Regions from separate parts of the Homo sapiens genome. Here region 1 is linked to region 2. A link is a loop called in an ENCODE intact Hi-C map of the cell type or tissue named here. Cell type or tissue: CD14-positive monocyte. All regions are shown on one strand. Links, peaks and the distances in the headings refer to the core of each region. The heading gives the core; the rest is flanking DNA. Region 1 overlaps LOC107985340 (a long non-coding RNA gene). Region 2 overlaps SLC17A7 (solute carrier family 17 member 7).

Region 1 (9,314 bases), core at 679-8,678, 170 kb after region 2:
TATTTCTTTGTTGATTTTTGTCTGGATGATCTGTCCATTGCTGAAAGTGGAGTGTTGAAATCCTCTACTATTACTGTATTGCAGTCTATCTCTCCCTTTAGGTTTATTTAAGATTTGCTTTATAAATTTAGATGTTCCAATATTGGGTGCATATATATTTATTATTGTTATATCCTCTTGTTGAATTGACTATTTTACCATTCTATAATGGCCTCTTTGTCTCTTTTTACAGTTTTAGGCTTAAGATCTATTTTATCTGATATAACTACTTGTTCTTTTTTGCTTTGCATTTGCAGGAAATATCTTCCCATCCCTTCACTTTCAGTCTGTGTGTGTCCTTTCAGGTGAAGCGAGTCTTTTGTAGACAACATATTCAGTTGACCCTTGAATGATGTAGGGTTAGGGGCACCAACCCCCATGTAGTTGAAAATCTGCGAATAACTTTTGACTCCCCCAAAACTTAACTACTAATAGCCTAATGTTGACCCGAAGCCTTACCAACAATATAAAAAGTCGATTAACACATATTTTATATGTTGAATCTATTATACACTATATTTTCCAATAAAGCAACCTAGAGAAAAAATGTTATCAAGAAAATCATAAGGAAGATAAAATATATTTAATGTTTATCAAGTGGAAGTGATCATCACACAAAGGCCTTCATCCTCGTGGTCTTCACATCGAGGAGTCTGAGGGAGAGGAGGAGGAAGGGCTGGTCTTGCTGACTCGGAGTGGCAGAGGTGGAAGAAAATCTGCATGACATTGGACTCCTGCAGCTCAAACTCATATTGTTCAATGGCCAACTTTAGTTAGGTCATGTTTTTTAATCCGTTCAGCCAGTCTGTCTTTTAACTGGAGAATTTAATCCATTTACATTCATGGTAATTATTGATAGGTAAGGGCTTACTACTGCCATTTTGTTACTTTTTCCTAGTTGTTTTGTAGATCTTTTCTTCCTTTTTCTCTTAGTCTTCCTTTCTGATTAAGGGATTTTCTCTAAAAATCTGGAAAAATGAGAACAAATGAAACCCCAAGTTAGTAAAGGAAAAAAAAATAAAGATCAGAGCAGAAATAAACTAGAGAATTAAATACAAAAGATCAACGAAACAAAGAGTTGGTTTCTGAAAAGATAAACAAAATCAACAAACCTTTAGCTAGACTAAGTATGAAAGAGAGATGATTCAAATAGATCAAAGGCCGGGTGCAGTGGCTCACGCCTGTAATCTCAGCACTTCGGGAGGCTGAGGTGGGTGGATCACCTGAGGTCAGGAGTTCAAGACCAGCCTGGCCAATAGGGTGAAACCCTGTCTCTACTAATAATACAAATATTGGCTGGGCATGGTGGTGGGCACCTGTAATCCCAGCTACTAGGGAGGCTGAGACAGGAGAATCACTTGAACTGGGAGGCGGAGGTTGCAGTGAGCTGAGATCACGCCATTGTACTCCAGCCTGGGCAACAAGAGTGAGAGTGTCTCAAAAAAAAAAAAAAATGACAAAGGAGACATCACAATTGGTATCACAGAACTACAAAGGATCATTAGAGACTATTATGAACAACTATATGGAAAACTTAGAAGAAATGGATAAATTCCTGGACACATATAACCAGCCAATATTATGAAGAATTAGAAAACCTGAACAGACCAATAATGAGCAACAAGCTTGAATTAATAAAAAGTTTTCCATTGAAAAAAAGCTCTGGATCTAATGAATTCAGTTACAAATTCTACCAAACATTTAAAGAACTGTAGCTGGGCATGGTGACACGTGCCTGTACTCCCAGCTACTTGGGAGGCTGAGGTGGAAACATCAGTTGAGTCCAGGAGTTCAAGTCCAGCCTGGGCAACATAGACCCTATTTCTTTCCTTCTTTTTTTTTTTTTTTTTGAGACAGAGTCTCACTCTGTCACCCAGGCTGGAGTGCAGTGGCGTGATCTCAGCTTATTGCAACCTCCACCTGGTTGAAGTGATTCTCCTGCCTCAGTCTCCTGAGTGGCTGGGACTACAGGTGCACTCCACCATGCCCAGCTAACTTTTTGTATTTTAGTAGCGACAGGGTTTCACCATGTTGCCCAGGCTAGTCTCAAACTCCTGAGCTCAGGTAATCCTCCTGCCTCGGCTTCCCAAAAAGGTGGGATTACAGGTGTGAGCCACTGGGCCTGGCCGATGCTATTTCTTTAAAATAGCACATCAAGAAGGTCATTTGCCATGATTAAGTGGGATTCATCCCAGGGATGCAAGGATGGTTCAACATATGCAAATCAATAAACATGATACATCACATTAATAGAAGGACAAAAACCATATGATCTCAAATTCAACATGCCTTCATGATGAAAACCCTTAACAAATTAGATATAGCAGGAACATAGTTGGTTACAATAAAGGCCATATATAACAAACCCACAGCTAGCATCATACTCAATGGGGAAAAAGTTGAAAGCTTTGCCTCTAAAATACAGAAAAACACAAGGTTGTACCACTTCTATTCCACATAGTACTGGGAGTCCTAGCCAGAGCAATTAGGCCAGGGAAAGAAAGAAAGGGCATCCAGGGGTGGGGGCGCATGCCTGTAATCCCAGCTACTCGGGAAGCTGAGGCAAGAGAATCACTTGAACCCAGAAGGCAGAGGTTGTGGTGAGCCAAGATCATGTAATTGCACTCCAGCCTGGGCAACAAGAGCGAAACTCCATCTCAAGAGAAAAAAAAGCATCCAACTGAAAAGAAGGAAGTCAAATTGTCCTTGTTTGCAGAAGACATGATCTTATATATAGAAAACCCTACAGCCTCTCCAAAAACCTGTTAGATTAAACAAGTTCAGTGAAGTTGTAGGACACAAAATTAACATACAAAAATCACTAGTGTTTCTATATACCAACACCAAACTATCTGAAAAAGAAATCAAGAAAACAATCCTGTTTTCAATAATAACAAAAATAAAATACATAGGAACAAATTTAACCAAGGAGGTAAAAGATCTCTACAATGAAAACTATAAAAAATTGGTGGAAGAAATTGAAGAGATTACTAATAAATGGAAAGACATCCAATGCTCATGGATTGGGAGAATTAATATTGCTAAAGTGTCCATACTACTCAAAGTAATGTACAGATTCAATGCAATTCCTGCAAAAATACCAATGACATTTTTCACAAAAAAATCCTAAAATTTGTATGGTGTAGGGACTAGCCCCACAGGGTCAGTGGGTTTTTCTCCGTGTGTGTGGAGATGAGAGATTGTAGAAATAAAGACACAAAACAAAGAGATAAAAGACAGCTGGGCCCGGGGGACCACTATCACCAAGAGGCAGAGACTGGTAGTGGCCCCAAATATCTGGCTGTGCTGTTATTTATTGGATACAAGACAAAGGGGCAGGGTAAAGAGTGTGAGTCATCTCCAATGATAGGTAAGGTCCCCTGGGTCATGTGTCCACTGGACAGGGGGCCCTTCCCTGCCTGGCAGCCGAGGCAGAGAAAGGAGAGAGAGACAGCTTATGCCATTATTTCTGCATATCAGGGACTTTTAGTACTTTCACTGATTTTGCTACTGCTATCTAAATGGCAGAGCCAGGTGTACAGGATGGAACATGAAAGCGGACTAGGAGCGTGACCACTGAAGCACAGCATCACAGGGAGATGGTTAGGCCTCTGGATAACTGCGGGTGAGCCTGACTGATGTCAGGCCCTCCACAAGAGGTGGAGGAGTAGAGTCTTCTCTAAACTCCCCCGGGGAAAGGCAGACTCCCTTTCCCAGTCTGCTAAGTAGTGGGTGTTTTTCCTTGGCACTGACGCTACCGCTAGACCACAGTCTGCTTGGCAACGGTTGTCTTCCCAGACGCTGGCGTTACCGCTAGACCAAGGAGCCCTCTAGTGGCCCTGTCTGGGCATAACAGAAGGCTCGCACTCTTGTCTTCTGGTCACTTCTCACTATGTCCGCTCACCTCCTGTCTCTGTATGGCCTGGTTTTTCCTAGGTTATGATTGTAGAGCGAGGATTATTATAATATTGGGATAAAGAGTAATTGCTACAAACTAATGATTAATGATATTCATATGTAATCATGTCTATGATCTAGATCTAGTATAACTCTTGTTGTTTTTACATATTTTACTATAGTGGAACAGCTCATGCCCTCGGTCTCTTGCCTTGGCTCCTAGGTGGCTTGCCGCCCAGAGTATGGAATAACAAAAGACCCTGAATAGCCAGAGCATTTTTTTTTTTTTTGAGATGGAGTCTCACTCTGTTGCCCAGGAGGCTGGAGTGCAGTGGCATGATTTCAGCTCACTGCAACCTCCGCCTCCGGGGTTCAAGTGATTCTCCTGCCTCAGCTCCTGAGTAGCTGGGACTAAAGGCGTATGCCATCATGCCCAGCTAATTTTTTGTATTTTTAGTGGAGATGGGGTTTCACCATATTGGCCAGGCTGGTCTCCAACTCCTGACCTCAGGTGATCCACCTGCCTCAGCCTCCCAAAGTGCTGAGCCACTGAACCCGGCTGATGTTGAGCATTTATTTATATACTTGTTGGCCATTTGTATGTCTTCTTTGGAGAAATATCTACTCAGGTCCTTTGTCCACTTTTTAATTAGGTCGTTTGGTTTGTTTGCTATTAAGTTGTATGAGTTCCATTCATATTTCGGATGTACATTGCAAATATTTTCTGATTCCATAGATTGCCTTTTTTTTTTTTTTTTTTTTTTTTGAAATGGAGTCTCACTCTGTCACCCAGGCTGGAGTGCAGTGGCGCAATCTCCGCTCACTGCAAGCTCCGCCTCCCGGGTTCATGCCATCCTCCTGCTTCAGCCTCCCGAGTAGCTGGGACTACAGGCACCCGCCACCACACCCAGCTAATTTTTTGTATTTTTAGTAGAGACGGGGTTTCACCATGTTAGCCAGGATGGTCTCGATCTTCTGACCTCGTGATCTACCTGTCTCGGCCTCCCAAAGTGCTGGGATTACAGGCGTGAGCCACCGCGCCTAGCCTCTTTTTTTTTTTTTCCTGCTGTGCAGCTTTGGCAGATGCTAGGGCTTATGGGGAATGGGGAGATGTTGGTTAAAGGGTACAAACTTTGAGTTATAAGATTATTAAGTTCTGGGGATCTAATATATACATGGTGGCTACAGTTAATAATACTGTATTATTTACCTGAATTTGATAAGAGAACAGATTTTTTTTTTTTTATTTGAGACAGTCTCGCTCCATCGTGCAGGCTAGGGTACACTGGTGCAATCTCAGCTCACTACAACCTCTGCCTCCTGGGTTCAAGTGATTCTCCTGCCTCAGCCTCCCGAGTAGCTGGGATTACAGGCACCCACCACCACACCTGGCTAATTTTTGTATTTTTAGTAGTTTTGCCACGTTGGCCAGGCTAGTCTTGAACTCTTGACCTCAGGTGATCTGCCCACCTCGGCCTCCCAAAGTGCTGGGATTACAGGCGTGAGCCACCACGCCCGGCCAGAGAACAGATTTTAAGTGTCCTCATCACATACATACGCACGCGCACACACACGATAATTATGGTGGTTATGGATGTGTTAATTTGATTGTGGTAATCATTATACAGTGTATACATAAATCATATTATGCCTTGAATATATACAGTTTTTGTCAATTAAATATTTTTAAATTTAAAAAGAATATACTTTATTAACCATTAAAATTATTAATTAAATCTGAAAAGCTTTTGAGCTTCGTGTTTTGGGGGCATCAGTAACTGGATCTTTTTTATTGTGTATTACATTGTATGAATATGCCACTATTTGGAGGCTATTGTGAATAAAGTGGCAACAAATATTCTCGTACATATTTTTATGCACATAGACGTGACTTTATGGGTCATAGAACAGGTGTTTTTGTCTTTAGGGAGTCTGCCAAACACCCGTCCAAAATGGTGAAATCACTTTCCGCTCCCGCCAGCGATGGAAGGGCGCTGCGGTCACTGCACATTCTGGACAGTATCTGATGAGCTCAGTGTTTTCAGTTTTGGTCGTGCTGGTAGCTGTGCGGTAGTACCTGATTGTGGCTTTAATTTGCATTTTCATCATGAGTAATGATATCTAGCACTTTTATATGGCTATTGGTCATCTGAATAGCTGCTTTTGTGAAGTCCCTGTTCAAGTCTTTCACCTTTTCTTAGGCTTTTTTTTTTTATTGTTTTGTAGGCATTATTTATATTCTGAATACAAGTCATTTGTCACATGTGTGCATTACAAATGTGTTCCGTCTGTGGCTTACCTATTTACTTTCTTAAAGATGTCATTGAATTTTTAAAAACGTCTTAATTTTAATGAGGTTGAGTTCTAATTTTCTTAGTGCTTTCTTTGTGTATATTTAAGAAAATGTGCTACCCAAAGTCAAAGTGATATTTTCATATTTTTTTGGAATCTCTTTTGTTTTACCCTCCACATTTATATCTATGATTCATCTTGAATTAATGTTCGTGTGTCATGTGAGGTGGGCTCAAGCTTATTTTCTACATAGATATCATTATTCTGGCACTACTTATTGAAAAGACCATCCATCGCCACCCAATCACAGTGGCAATTCTATTATAAATTAAGTGACCACATAGGCTGGAGTATATTTATGGACTCTCTTTTCCATTGATCTATTTATTATCCTTTGCCAACACCACACTCCCACCCCTCTCTCCAGCCCCTCCCCCATCTCCCCCGCCCCTCCCCTCCTGTTTTAATTATGTAGCCTTAGAGTAAATCTTAAGATAATAAGATAAGTCCACGGTAAGTTAAGTCTTCCAACTTTGGTCTTCTTCAAGATAGCCTTAGCCATTCTAAGGTCTTTGGCTTTCCATATAATTTTAGAACGAGCTTGTCTGTTTCCAAAAAACCAACAATATGGGATTTTGTGTTTAAGATTGCCCTGAATCTGTAGATCAATTTGGGGATAATTGACATTGTAAAAATGTTCAACTTGCCAACTCATGAACATGGTAAAATTCTCTAAGTGTTTTGCATTGTTTTGTAGTTTTCAGCGAGGTCTTACACATTTTAACTACATTGATTACTAAGTATTAAATTTCTTTGATGTTTTAAAATAGTATTTTCCAATTATTTGTTGCTACTATACAAAAATATAATTTTTTGTACAATCGCCTTATATATAGGAACTTTGCTAAATTCGATTACAAACTTAATTTCATCCATTTGTAGATTCTTTTTACATATACAATATCTGGGTTTTTTTTTTCCTGAGACAGGGTCTTACTCTTTTGTCCAAGCTGGAATGCAGTGGCATATCAGCTCACTGCAGCCTCAAACTCCTGGGCTGAAGAGATCCTCTCTCCTCAGCCTCCTGTGTAGCTAGGACTACAGGCGTGTACCACCACATCTGGCCAATTTTTTATTTCAATTTTTGTAGAAATGGAGTTTTGCTATGTTGCCCAGGCTGGTCTTGAGCTCCTGGCCTCAACTGATCCTCCTGCCTCACAGTACTAGGATTATAAGCATGAGCCACTGTGCCCAGCTACATACATGATCTCTTGACAGTATACTTACATCACCTTTAAATAAGGAAAGTTTTATTTACTTTGATCTTTATACTTTTTTTTCTTGCCTTATTGCACAGGCTAGGACCTTTAATACAATGTGGAATGAACATCCTTACCTTGTCCCCAAACTCAAGAGAAAAGCATTCATATTTCATTGTTCAGTGTGATGTTAGTTATAGGCTTAAGGAAGCTGTAGATTAAGGAAGTTGCCTTCTATTTCTAGTTTTCCCACCATTTTTTTTTTCAATTGTTCTCCAATATTTTTCTTCTACATATTATGAACCCCACAATACATTGCTGCTATTGTTACTTTAAGCACTCATTAGTCTCAAATTTGCCTACACGGTCTTGCTCTGTTGCCCAAACTGGAGTGCAATGGCATGATCAGCTCACTGCAGCCTCAAAACTTCTGGGGCTCAAGTGATCCTCTCTCCTCAGCCTCCTGAGTAGCTAGGACTACTTTGACCTAGGTAGTAGCTGGGACACCCTTTCAGGTTTTCTTTATTCCTTTCTAAATTTTATGTTATTATTTTTTAACTGACAGATGAAATTGTATGTATTTGTGTTCAACATGATGTTTTGAAATATATATACATTGTGGAATGCTAAATGTAGCTAATTTACATATCTAATATTTTTGTGGTGAGAATATTTAAAATCAGCATTTTTCAAGATTACAGTGTAGTTATTAACTTTAGTCACCATGTTGAATGATAGTTATCTTAAACCTATTCTTTTCATCTAACTGAAATTTTGTATTATTTGACCAACAACTCCCCAGCACCCCACTCCCCCATCATCCCCACTCTGGTAACCACCATTTTAGTCTCTACTTCTAGATCAACTTTTTCAGATTCCACGTATGAGTGAAATCACGCAGTATGTGTTTCTGCGTCTCTTATTTTACTCTTACATCTCTTTCCAGCTCCAATAATATTCCTTCAGCCCAAAGATTTTTAATATTTTTTGCAGTGCTGATGTGCTAATGACAAATTCTCCCAACTTTTGTCTGTCTGGTAGCATTATTTCATCATCTTTTATTATTTTTATTGAGGTGAAATCCACATAACATAAAATTAGCCATTTTAAAGAAACACTTCAGTGGCATTTAGTACTTTCACAATGTTGTGCAACCACTATCTCTATCTAGTTCCAAAACATGTCAACACCCCAAATAGAAACTCTGCACCTGGGAAGCAGTAATTCCTCTCCCTCTGCCCAGCACCCCCCTAGTAACCTCTAATATGCTGTCTCTATGAATTTGCCTATTCTAGATATTTCATATAAATAGAATCATAATATTTGTCTTTTTGTATCTGGCTTATTTCATTTAACATGTTTTCAAGGCTCATCCATGTTATAGCATGTATCTGAATTTCATTTTTTATGGATGAATAATATTCCATTGTAGGGTATACCAGAGTTTATTCTTTTTTAAATCTTTTTTTTTTTTTTTTTTTTTTTTGAGGCGGAGTCTTGCCCTGTCGCCCAGGCTGGAGTGCAGTGGCGCGATCTTGGCTCACTGCAAGCTCTGCCTCCCGGGTTCACACCATTCTCCTGCCTCAGCCTCCCGAGTAGCTGGGACTACAGACGCCTGCCACCATGCCCGGCTAATTTTTTGTATTTTTAGTAGAGACAGGGTTTCACTGTGTTAGCCAGGATGGTCTCAATCTCCTGACCTCGTGATCCGCCCGCCTCGGCCTCCCAAAGTGCTGGGATTACAGGGGTGAGCCACTGCGCCCGGCCTGAGTTCTTCCTTTCAAGTCAGGTGTGTATGTACCCGGAAGTGGAATTGTTGGATCCAAT
Region 2 (9,314 bases), core at 530-8,529:
CCTCACCCCTTCTTTTTCCAATTTTCCAGCCCCTCCCCACCCTTTTTCTCGCCTCCTTTCACGAGTTTCTCAAAATACATCAGTGTGAAGTCAGGAGAATGAGAGAGAGAGAAAGAGACGTGCTGGTGGAGGGGGCTGGGGGGTGGCAGCGGGAGGGATGTATTCCTCAGGCCCCTCCCTCAGTCTCTGCCTCTGTTTCTCATCTGTGCTAGGGTTTCTCACAGTCAATCTCTCTGGCTCTCACTCTCTGAGTTACCTCTTGGGTCCCCAGAGACCCCCGGGCTCTGGCCAGGACCATCAGCAGGGAGTTTGTGCAGAGAAAAGCATTTGCTTCCAATGCCTGGGGTTTGCTCTGATGGTTGGAGGGAGAGGGGAATACCCCATATTAGAGACAACAGGTTGATCTCATTTAATCCTCTAGACAAAGATGGGGAAACTGAGGCTCCATTCTGGGGTTGGGGAGATCAGTGGATGAGTATGAGCCCCATGATTTGAACCCAGGTCAGTCTCCCTCCCAAGCCTAGAACAGAGCTCTTCCTTGAGAAGAGTGATGCCACAGCTGGTGGGGAGCTTCCTTGCACCCAGGGTGACTTGGAACAAGGACATGGGGGAATGGGATGCCAGAGAGATGAGAACCCAAGGTGCCTCCTTTCTGAGAGCCAGGTCTTGGGCAGGGGGATGCCGAGGGCCAGTAAGGGATCAGGTCCCATTGCTGTTCTTGTCTGTGACCTTGGAGTGCCACTTCAGCTCCCCGAGCCTCAGTTTCCTTAGTTGTACAATGGGAAGAGAAGAGAGAGCAGAGGGACATAAGGAGACAAAGACGTGGGGGAGTGGACAGAGATCCTGAGAGAAGCAGAGAGAGAGAGAGGGAGAGACAGAGAAGTTGAGACATCTCAATTTGGGGTAATGGCCTCCTAAGTGTTGTTTTTCCTCATCGCCAAGTCCCCAGGCCTGAGTTTGGGGTATCCAGGGAGGGGAGGGGGATTTACATCTAGGGTCTCCCTTCTCTGTCCTTGTCCCCTGCAAAGCATCAGGGCCACCTTCATCTCTGTGTCCTTGGTCCTCTTGCTCTAAAATGATTGATATCACCTTGAAGTTCCCTCTTTATTCTCTTGCATTTTTGCCCTTGTCCCATTTTATAGATGTGGGATACTGAGACCCCCTGTTTAGACAGCCTTGATTAGAGATCTGACATCTCCTCATATTAACAAGGAATCTCACATCAGGGGCTGCAATCACATCTTGAGTTTCAGGGTCAAATATCATCCGATGTCAACCTGGGTCAGTCTAATCTCTTTGGGTGATGGGTTCTGATGGGTGGGGGGAGTTACTGCCATCCTGTACTATTCGTCCTAGTGGCTTCAATCCCCCCTATCTCTGGCTCTCTGTCTTCTTCCTCTTGGGGTCTCATTCCTACTCCTTCTGGGTTCTGTCCACTCCCTGGCTTCTCCCACCCCTGTTTCTTAACTGCCCCTCCCCACCTCCTTAAGTTCTAGGATGGGGAGGGGTTGCTGTGTTCTCACAGCTCTTCCACCTCCCTCCCCCTGGACCGTCTGGCTGTTCCTTCCTCCCCCGTCCCAGTCTCCCTCGCCTCCATCTGTTCCAGCCCCTTCCTGGGATCCAGCCCGATCCCCTGGCTGCCTACCCACCTCAGAGAGGGGCTGCACCTCACAAATCACGTCCCCAGCCTGTCTATCCTCCGTCTCCCAGGCTCTCCATCTTTCTCTTGCATTCTGGATCTCTGTTCTCATCTCTCTGCATCTATGTTCTATCTCCTGGGTTTCTGTCCCCGCCTCTCTTTGGGACTCTGTCTGCTTCCTTCTCTAGGTTTCCATCTCTTCCCTCTCTGGGTCTCTGTCCCCCTATTTCTAGGTCTCTCTCCCCCTCTCTCTGGGTCTCTGTCTCCCTCTCTCTGGGTCTCTGTCATCCTCTGTGTCTCTGACCCCTCCATCTCTGGGTCTCTGTCCCCCTCTCTATCTGGGTCTCTGTTCCTCTCTCTCTGGGTCTCTGTCTCCCTTTCTCTCTGGGTCTCTGTCCCCCTCTTTCTGGGTCTCTGGCCCGCTATGTCTCTGGGTCTCTGTCCCGCTGTATCTCTGGGTCTCTGTCCCCCTCTCTCTCTGGGTCTCTGCTCCCCTGTTATTCTCTCTCCCTCTCTCTGGGTCTCTGTCCCCCTCTCTATCTGGGTCTCTGTTCCTCTCTCTCTGGGTCTCTGTCTCCCTTTCTCTCTGGGTCTCTGTCCCCCTCTTTCTGGGTCTCTGTCCCACTATGTCTCTGGGTCTCTGTCCCCCTGTATCTCTGGGTCTCTGTCCCCTTCTCTCTCTGGGTCTCTGCTCCCTTGTTATTCTCTCTCCCTCTCTCTGGGTCTCTGTCTCTTCCTCTCTAGATCTCTGTCCCCCTTTCACTGGATCTCTCTCCCTTCTTCTGTCTGTGACCCCCTCTCTCTGGGCCTCTGTACAACTCCCCCCATCTCTGTCACCCTCTTTTTGGGTCTTTCTCCACCTGTCTGAAGGCACCTCTCTCTCTCTGCAGCCTCTCTCTGGGTTTGAGGCAGCCCTCCAAATACCCTCTTCGTCATCACAGACTTGATTCTGGATCCAGAACGGGCGGGGGCGAGAGTCACGCTGGGGAATGAGCCAATCCCCCTACCAGGGCCATCTGTCCCCTGCCAGGACACCACCCGCCACTCCCCCTCCCTACCCCCTAGGCTGGCAGCCTGGACTCAAGGTTCCCTAGGGATGCCTGGGACGGGCTGCTGGATTCCCAGGGTCCTGGACATCTCCCCACCCCCTAGCAAACGTGGCTGAGAAGCATCTGTTCTTTTGACACCTTTGCTGAAGCATCTCCTTAGCACCTTTTGCTTCCTCGAATAGACTCTTATCCGGGAGAGGCGGCTGGAGAGTCTTTGGGCCTCGGAGTGGGGGCACAGGCTCTTGAATCCCAAAGGGTTGTCTGGGGTCTAAGTCTCCTGAGTTGAAGGATTTGACAGAGCTGGGAGAGGGGGACTGAAGACCGTCAATGTGAAGAAGGAGGGGGCTGGGGGCCTGAATTCCCGGTCTGAGGGAGATGGAGGATTTCTGGATCAGGGGGGCGAAGGGAGCCAGGGACCTGGACTCTTGGTGAAGGAGGAGGTGCGGGCTTAGAATTCTGGATGTTGAAAAGCAGGTTTTGCCCTGGATCCTGGTCTTGGGGGTGAGGGGGCTGGGGGCCTGGACTTCCGAGTCTCTGGCTCTTGCTGTCCCGCAGCCTTCTGGAGAAGCGGCAGGAAGGCGCGGAGACGCTGGAGCTGAGTGCGGATGGGCGCCCGGTGACCACGCAGACCCGGGACCCGCCGGTGGTGGACTGCACCTGCTTCGGCCTCCCTCGCCGCTACATTATCGCCATCATGAGTGGTCTGGGCTTCTGCATCAGCTTTGGCATCCGCTGCAACCTGGGCGTGGCCATCGTCTCCATGGTCAATAACAGCACGACCCACCGCGGGGGCCACGTGGTGGTGCAGGTAGCTCAAGGCCTGAGCCCTTGCAGAGCCCCGCCCCGCTCACCGAGCTCCGCCTACGCCCCCATGACGTCACACTCACCCACCAGACGTCCAGGCCACGCCCCTTCCGAAACGCTGTCGGAATAGCTCCGCCCAATCCGTGCGCCCCTTAGTTCTGACCTCGCCTTAGGGGCCGCCTCCGTTTCCTAAGCCCCGTCCTGATCTAAATGAAGTCCCGCCCTTATTTCCAGGGGCTTGATTGAAAAATGTAGAGTCCGCCCCAACATCAGGTTCCCTAGGGGTTGCCCCTGCCCCATTTTGGACCTACTAGCAATTTTGCTCACGCCTGTACCCCAAGCTCATGTCCCCGGGTCACATCTATTTAATCTCAGTCCCATCTCAGGTTCCTCCCTGAATGTGATCCTTTTTTGAAACCCTGCCACTGCCTACGTCCCACTGCATGTGTTGTGTCCCTTATCTAAAGACCCACAGGGTCTCCCAGGCTACGGTGCAGTGGGGCCATTGCTCTGTCGCCCAAGCTGGAGTGCAGTGGCACCATCACTGCAGCCTCGAACTCCTGGGCTCAAGTGACTCTCCTGCCTCAGCCTTCTGAGCAGCTGGGACTACAGGCGTGCGCCGGCATACCCAGCTAACATTTTTATTTTTATCTTTGTAGAGACAAGGTCTCACTATGTTGCCCAGGCTGGTCTCGGACTCCTGGGCTCAAGCGATCCTCCTGCCTTGGCCTCCCAGTCCTGGGAGTACAGGCGTGAGCCACCGTGCCCTGTCCTTTCTCCTATTTTAATTTCAGCATAGGCCTTGCCCCTGCATCAGAAAAGAGTCCTGATTTGTGCCTTTGTCCTACCTGAAGTTCCTCCCCTTGCTCCCTTCCAATCTGGTCCGCCCCCTTGGCTGCTTCGTGTCCCCGCCTGGACCCTGTGCAGGTCACTCCGCAAACGCTCATAAGCTGGATATAAGTGGAGAGAGTCATCATCATACATGGGCCCCTAGGCTTTCATGGAGGCAAGGAAGCAGGCAAAGCAAGGCGTCTAGGTGGTGATGGACTCTGTTGTTAAGGCAGCATAGGCCCTAGCAACGTGGAAGAGCGGAGTTTGTAGACTTTAATTGACAGAAAGATAGTGTGAGCTTTGATTGGCAGGCTTTTGGAGGTGGGAGGGGTTCCTCGTTGCTGATAGGTCGAGACGCTAAGTCTGTGGGTGCTGATTGGTGGAGCGGCAGAGCCTGGACAGGGCGGCTGATTTAATGTACATTTTGGCCCGCAGAAAGCCCAGTTCAGCTGGGATCCAGAGACTGTCGGCCTCATACACGGCTCCTTTTTCTGGGGCTACATTGTCACTCAGATTCCAGGAGGATTTATCTGTCAAAAATTTGCAGCCAACAGGTACAGTGGTGGGGTCTCAAAGTGGGCGGTAACTACAGTTGTGTGGGTGGAGTTAGAGGGCGTGGTCTTGAATTTGCGGGCTGGCTCTGGTAAATGGGAGAAGCCTGGATTTGGGGGTGGGTCTTAGAGAAAGGTGGGGCTTGCGATTGAGGAAGGTGTAAGTCAGAGAGGTGGTGGGACCTGGGGTCCCGGGGACCACTGGGCCTAGCTTGCTGTGGGCGGGAAAGGCAGAATCCCGGGCATGGCTGGATAGCTTGGATTCTTTTCTCTGACCCTTCCCATCAGAGTTTTCGGCTTTGCTATTGTGGCAACATCCACTCTAAACATGCTGATCCCCTCAGCTGCCCGCGTCCACTATGGCTGTGTCATCTTCGTGAGGATCCTGCAGGGGTTGGTAGAGGTAAATCCCCGCCTGATATGACCCTGCCCTCGCTCGGACCCTGCCTCTTCTCAGTGACCTTGGTTTTCTCCTCTTTAGGGGGTCACATACCCCGCCTGCCATGGGATCTGGAGCAAATGGGCCCCACCCTTAGAACGGAGTCGCCTGGCGACGACAGCCTTTTGTGGTGAGAGGAAGAGGGATCCTCACTCCTGAATCTGAGGGAGGAGGGGTTGGGGCCTGGACTGTTGGGTCTGAGCGGGGAGGGGCTGGGGGGGCTGAACTCCTGTGTCTGAGGGAGGAGGAGGAGACTCTGGACCTGGACTCCCAGGTCTGAGGGAAGAGGGGCTGGGGCTGGACTCCTGGGTCTGAGAGAGGAGGGGCTGGGGGCCTGGACTCTTGGGTCTGAGGGAGGAGGGACTGGAGGCCCGCACTCCTGGGTCTGAGAGGAGGAGCTGGGGGCCTGCACTCCTGTGTCTGAGAGAGGAGGGGTTGGGCCTGGACTCCTGGGTCTGAGGGAGGAGGAGCTGGGGGCCTGGACTCCTGGGTCTGGGGGAGGAGGAGCTGGGGGCCTGGATTCCTGGGTCCGAGCGAGGAGGGGCTAGGCCTGGATTCCTGGGTCTAAGGGAGGAGGGGCTGTGGCCTGTAATTCAGTGTCTGGAAAGGGGGAAGCGGTGGGGGTCCGCACTCCTTGATCTGAGGGAAGATGGGCCTGTTCTCTCCCCCGCATCCTCCCCCTTAGGTTCCTATGCTGGGGCGGTGGTCGCGATGCCCCTCGCCGGGGTCCTTGTGCAGTACTCAGGATGGAGCTCTGTTTTCTACGTCTACGGTGAGGGACCCGGATGCCTGGTTCCGGGTGGCGCTGGGGCGGAGCGGGGCCGGTCCTCACCTCGCTCCCATCCCCCTCCTGACCCCCCCAGGCAGCTTCGGGATCTTCTGGTACCTGTTCTGGCTGCTCGTCTCCTACGAGTCCCCCGCGCTGCACCCCAGCATCTCGGAGGAGGAGCGCAAGTACATCGAGGACGCCATCGGAGAGAGCGCGAAACTCATGAACCCCCTCACGGTCCGGGACCAAATCTTCGGGGAAGGGGCGGGGAGAGATAGCAAGCCACGAACCTGCACAGCGTGTAGATCAGGGACGGTTCCTGCAGACTCTAGAGGAGACGGGACTGGAACGCAAAGAGAGGGGCTAGAACCTAGGAGGCGGGTTGCAACCCGCGGAGGACGAGATTCTCAGGTGCTGGGGGCAGGGTTAGGTCGGGAGTTGAGCAGGATTAGAACCACTGACAGGGCATAGTTAAAGCCAGCAGAGAAGGGATTAGAATGTGGGGGTTTTGCTTAGACCTTGAGTTGAGGCTGTATTTTGGGAGCATTTTTGATAAAAAGAGACTCCTAGGGCAGGCTCAGTGGCTTCCGCCTGCAATCCCAACACTTTGGGGGTGGAGGCTGCAGGATCGCTTGAGCCCAGGAGTTCCAGACCAGCTTGGGCAACATGGCGAAACCCCCGTCTCTACTCAAAATACAAAATACAAAAAGTAAAAATAAAAAGAAAAAAAGAAAAAGACAGGTCCCTGAGGGGCCCGGACACCTGCGGACCTGAGAGGCTACCATAGGGCCAGGACCCCTTCATCACTCAAGTGTCACCTTGAGGCTAGGATCCCTGGGTCCCCACGGCAACATGGTGTAGCCCGCGCCTTTGGGTCCATAGAAGTTTCAGTGCGGTCGGGATCCTTTGGTTTCTGCAGAACTACACTGTGGTCCCTGAAGGGACGCGGAGAAGCCCTCAGCCCCGCTCCCCGTCTTAGCGGCCCTCCCCTCGCCCCCACAGAAGTTTAGCACTCCCTGGCGGCGCTTCTTCACGTCTATGCCAGTCTATGCCATCATCGTGGCCAACTTCTGCCGCAGCTGGACGTTCTACCTGCTGCTCATCTCCCAGCCCGCCTACTTCGAAGAAGTGTTCGGCTTCGAGATCAGCAAGGTAGAGCCCAGGAGGAGAGGGCAGGGGGGCGCGGAGGGGTCGGCGGGAGGGAACTGGCGGCGATCCCGAGGCAGGGAGGAGCCGGTGGTGCACGGACCGGGCAGAGACGCCGAGCCGGCGGCCCCGAACCCTAGTGTCCCTGTACACCTGTTCCCGCAGGTAGGCCTGGTGTCCGCGCTGCCCCACCTGGTCATGACCATCATCGTGCCCATCGGCGGCCAGATCGCGGACTTCCTGCGGAGCCGCCGCATCATGTCCACCACCAACGTGCGCAAGTTGATGAACTGCGGAGGTGAGTGGGGCGGGGCCTGGGCCGGCTCTAGGACAGCCTGGGTGGAGCAGAGCCGGATTGAGAGGTGATGGGGAGTGGTTACAGGCGGAAACCATCCAGCCTGCCCCAGGAGTCCCTTTCTATGCAAAGGGCCGTGGCCAACAGGGTGGAGCCGGGGCAGGGCAGGCCTGGATGAAAGGGACTGTCACGCGGCCGTCCAAGGGGCCACCGCGCGGAAGGGCAGGGTGGGCGAGACTTCCCGGGTGGAGCAGAGAGAAGACCGAGTTGGGCCTGGAGGGACAAGACCTGCACAAAGTTGGGTGTGGTAGGACATGAACTAGGTGATGAAGAGGCGCTAAGAGCAAGGCACCTGGAGAGACAGGGTCCTAGGGGGCCTGCTGTCTAACAAGTGAGATTTGCTAGGCGTGGTGGCGCGCGCCTGTGGTCCCATCTACTTGGGAGGCTGAGAAGGGAGGATCGCTGGAGCCCAGAACTGCGAGGCCGCAGTGAGCTATGATCGCGCCGCAGCACTCCAGCCTGGGCGACAGAGCGAGACTTTGTTTCTAGAAAAATTAAAATTACAATTAAAAATTAAAAAACAGGCAGGGCATGGTGGCTAACCCCTGTTATCCCAGCACTTTCGGAGGCGAAGGCCGGTGGATCACTTGAGCTCAGGAGTTTGAGACCAGCCTGGGCAACGTCGTGAGACTTTGTCTCTTAAAAAAAATAAAAAATCAAAAATTAAAAAAAAAAAAAACCAAAAACTCATGAGTGGGGATTGAGGGGAAGGTGTGAGCGTGCACAGCAGGGATCCTGCGTGTTCGGGGAGTGGCCTAGTCAAGGGGTGGAGCTACGGGAGGGGCGATGGAGCTGGTGGGCGTGGTCAGGGCTGGGTCTTGGAGAAGTAGGGGCCTGGTTAGGGTGGGTGCGGGTGGCGTGGAGGGCGCGAAGAGGCCTGGGCGTGGAGGTGGCCAGACTGGGGTGGATAGACGCGGTTTGGGGCTGGAGCAGGTCTGGAAGGGCGGTGTGGGGCAGCCTGCGCCTTGCTCCGGCCGACACTCAGGAGACGCGGGCCCCCCCCGCCCCCGTAGGCTTCGGCATGGAAGCCACGCTGCTGTTGGTGGTCGGCTACTCGCACTCCAAGGGCGTGGCCATCTCCTTCCTGGTCCTAGCCGTGGGCTTCAGCGGCTTCGCCATCTCTGGTGAGAACCGCGGATCCGCAGCTTGGGGGACTCTGGTCAGCTCTGTAGGGAACTTCCTGGCTCAGGAACGGGGCCTCTCAGCCTCACAAAAGGTGGAACATGAGTGGCGGGGAGGGGAGAGGGTTGAGAACGTCCCAGTGGGAATCACTCGAGTGAGATTCCGGTGTGACGCCTTCCGACTTGTCTCTCCGCCAGGGTTCAACGTGAACCACCTGGACATAGCCCCGCGCTACGCCAGCATCCTCATGGGCATCTCCAACGGCGTGGGCACACTGTCGGGCATGGTGTGCCCCATCATCGTGGGGGCCATGACTAAGCACAAGGTGGGTGCCGCAGTCCTGACTCAGTCTGCCTCCAAGTGTGTGCTTCGTACCTAACTGACCACGTGGTGGCACTGTCTCTGGGGTGCCATCCCTGCCTTTTCAGCCTCCCTGGGTCTCTGCCTCCCTTCCTCTAGGCCTCCCCCTCTCTCCGCCTCTGTTTCTCTGTCCTCCCATTTGACCTCAGCCCTATTGTCCCCTGCAGACTCGGGAGGAGTGGCAGTACGTGTTCCTAATTGCCTCCCTGGTGCACTATGGAGGTGTCATCTTCTACGGGGTCTTTGCTT

The links. A loop is a pair of places that touch in the nucleus more often than their neighbours do. Peaks named below come from ENCODE experiments on the same cell type or tissue, not always from the same donor. Only the 100,000 strongest peaks of a DNase experiment are listed, where the experiment ranks them.
Region 1: a loop joins it to region 2, with 2.4 times the contacts of the local background. A loop is called at or near these places in 31 of 110 quality-filtered maps.

The regions. Positions count from the first base shown.
Region 1 is chr19:49,261,096-49,270,409 of GRCh38, reverse strand. It overlaps LOC107985340 (a long non-coding RNA gene), which reads right to left. Exons shown (of 3, transcript XR_001753971.2): 3 at 914-1,007. Among named protein-coding and RNA genes, the nearest start is that of MIR4324, 43 kb to the left of the region's middle. In CD14-positive monocyte, for the core only: CTCF peaks have their summits at 3,657 and 3,859 (motif pointing left); no DNase peak of the experiment used is centred there.
Region 2 is chr19:49,430,731-49,440,044 of GRCh38, reverse strand. SLC17A7 (solute carrier family 17 member 7) reads left to right here. Exons shown (of 12, transcript NM_020309.4): 2 at 3,244-3,496; 3 at 4,759-4,877; 4 at 5,163-5,277; 5 at 5,356-5,443; 6 at 5,999-6,085; 7 at 6,177-6,319; 8 at 7,085-7,234; 9 at 7,394-7,526; 10 at 8,597-8,707; 11 at 8,903-9,030; 12 at 9,233-9,314. Among named protein-coding and RNA genes, the nearest start is that of SLC17A7, 6.1 kb to the left of the region's middle. RefSeq lists enhancers at 6,869-7,440, 7,441-8,013 and a silencer at 8,539-8,833. In CD14-positive monocyte, for the core only: no CTCF peak of the experiment used is centred there; a DNase peak (open chromatin) is centred at 3,554; H3K27me3 peaks cover 8,000 bases.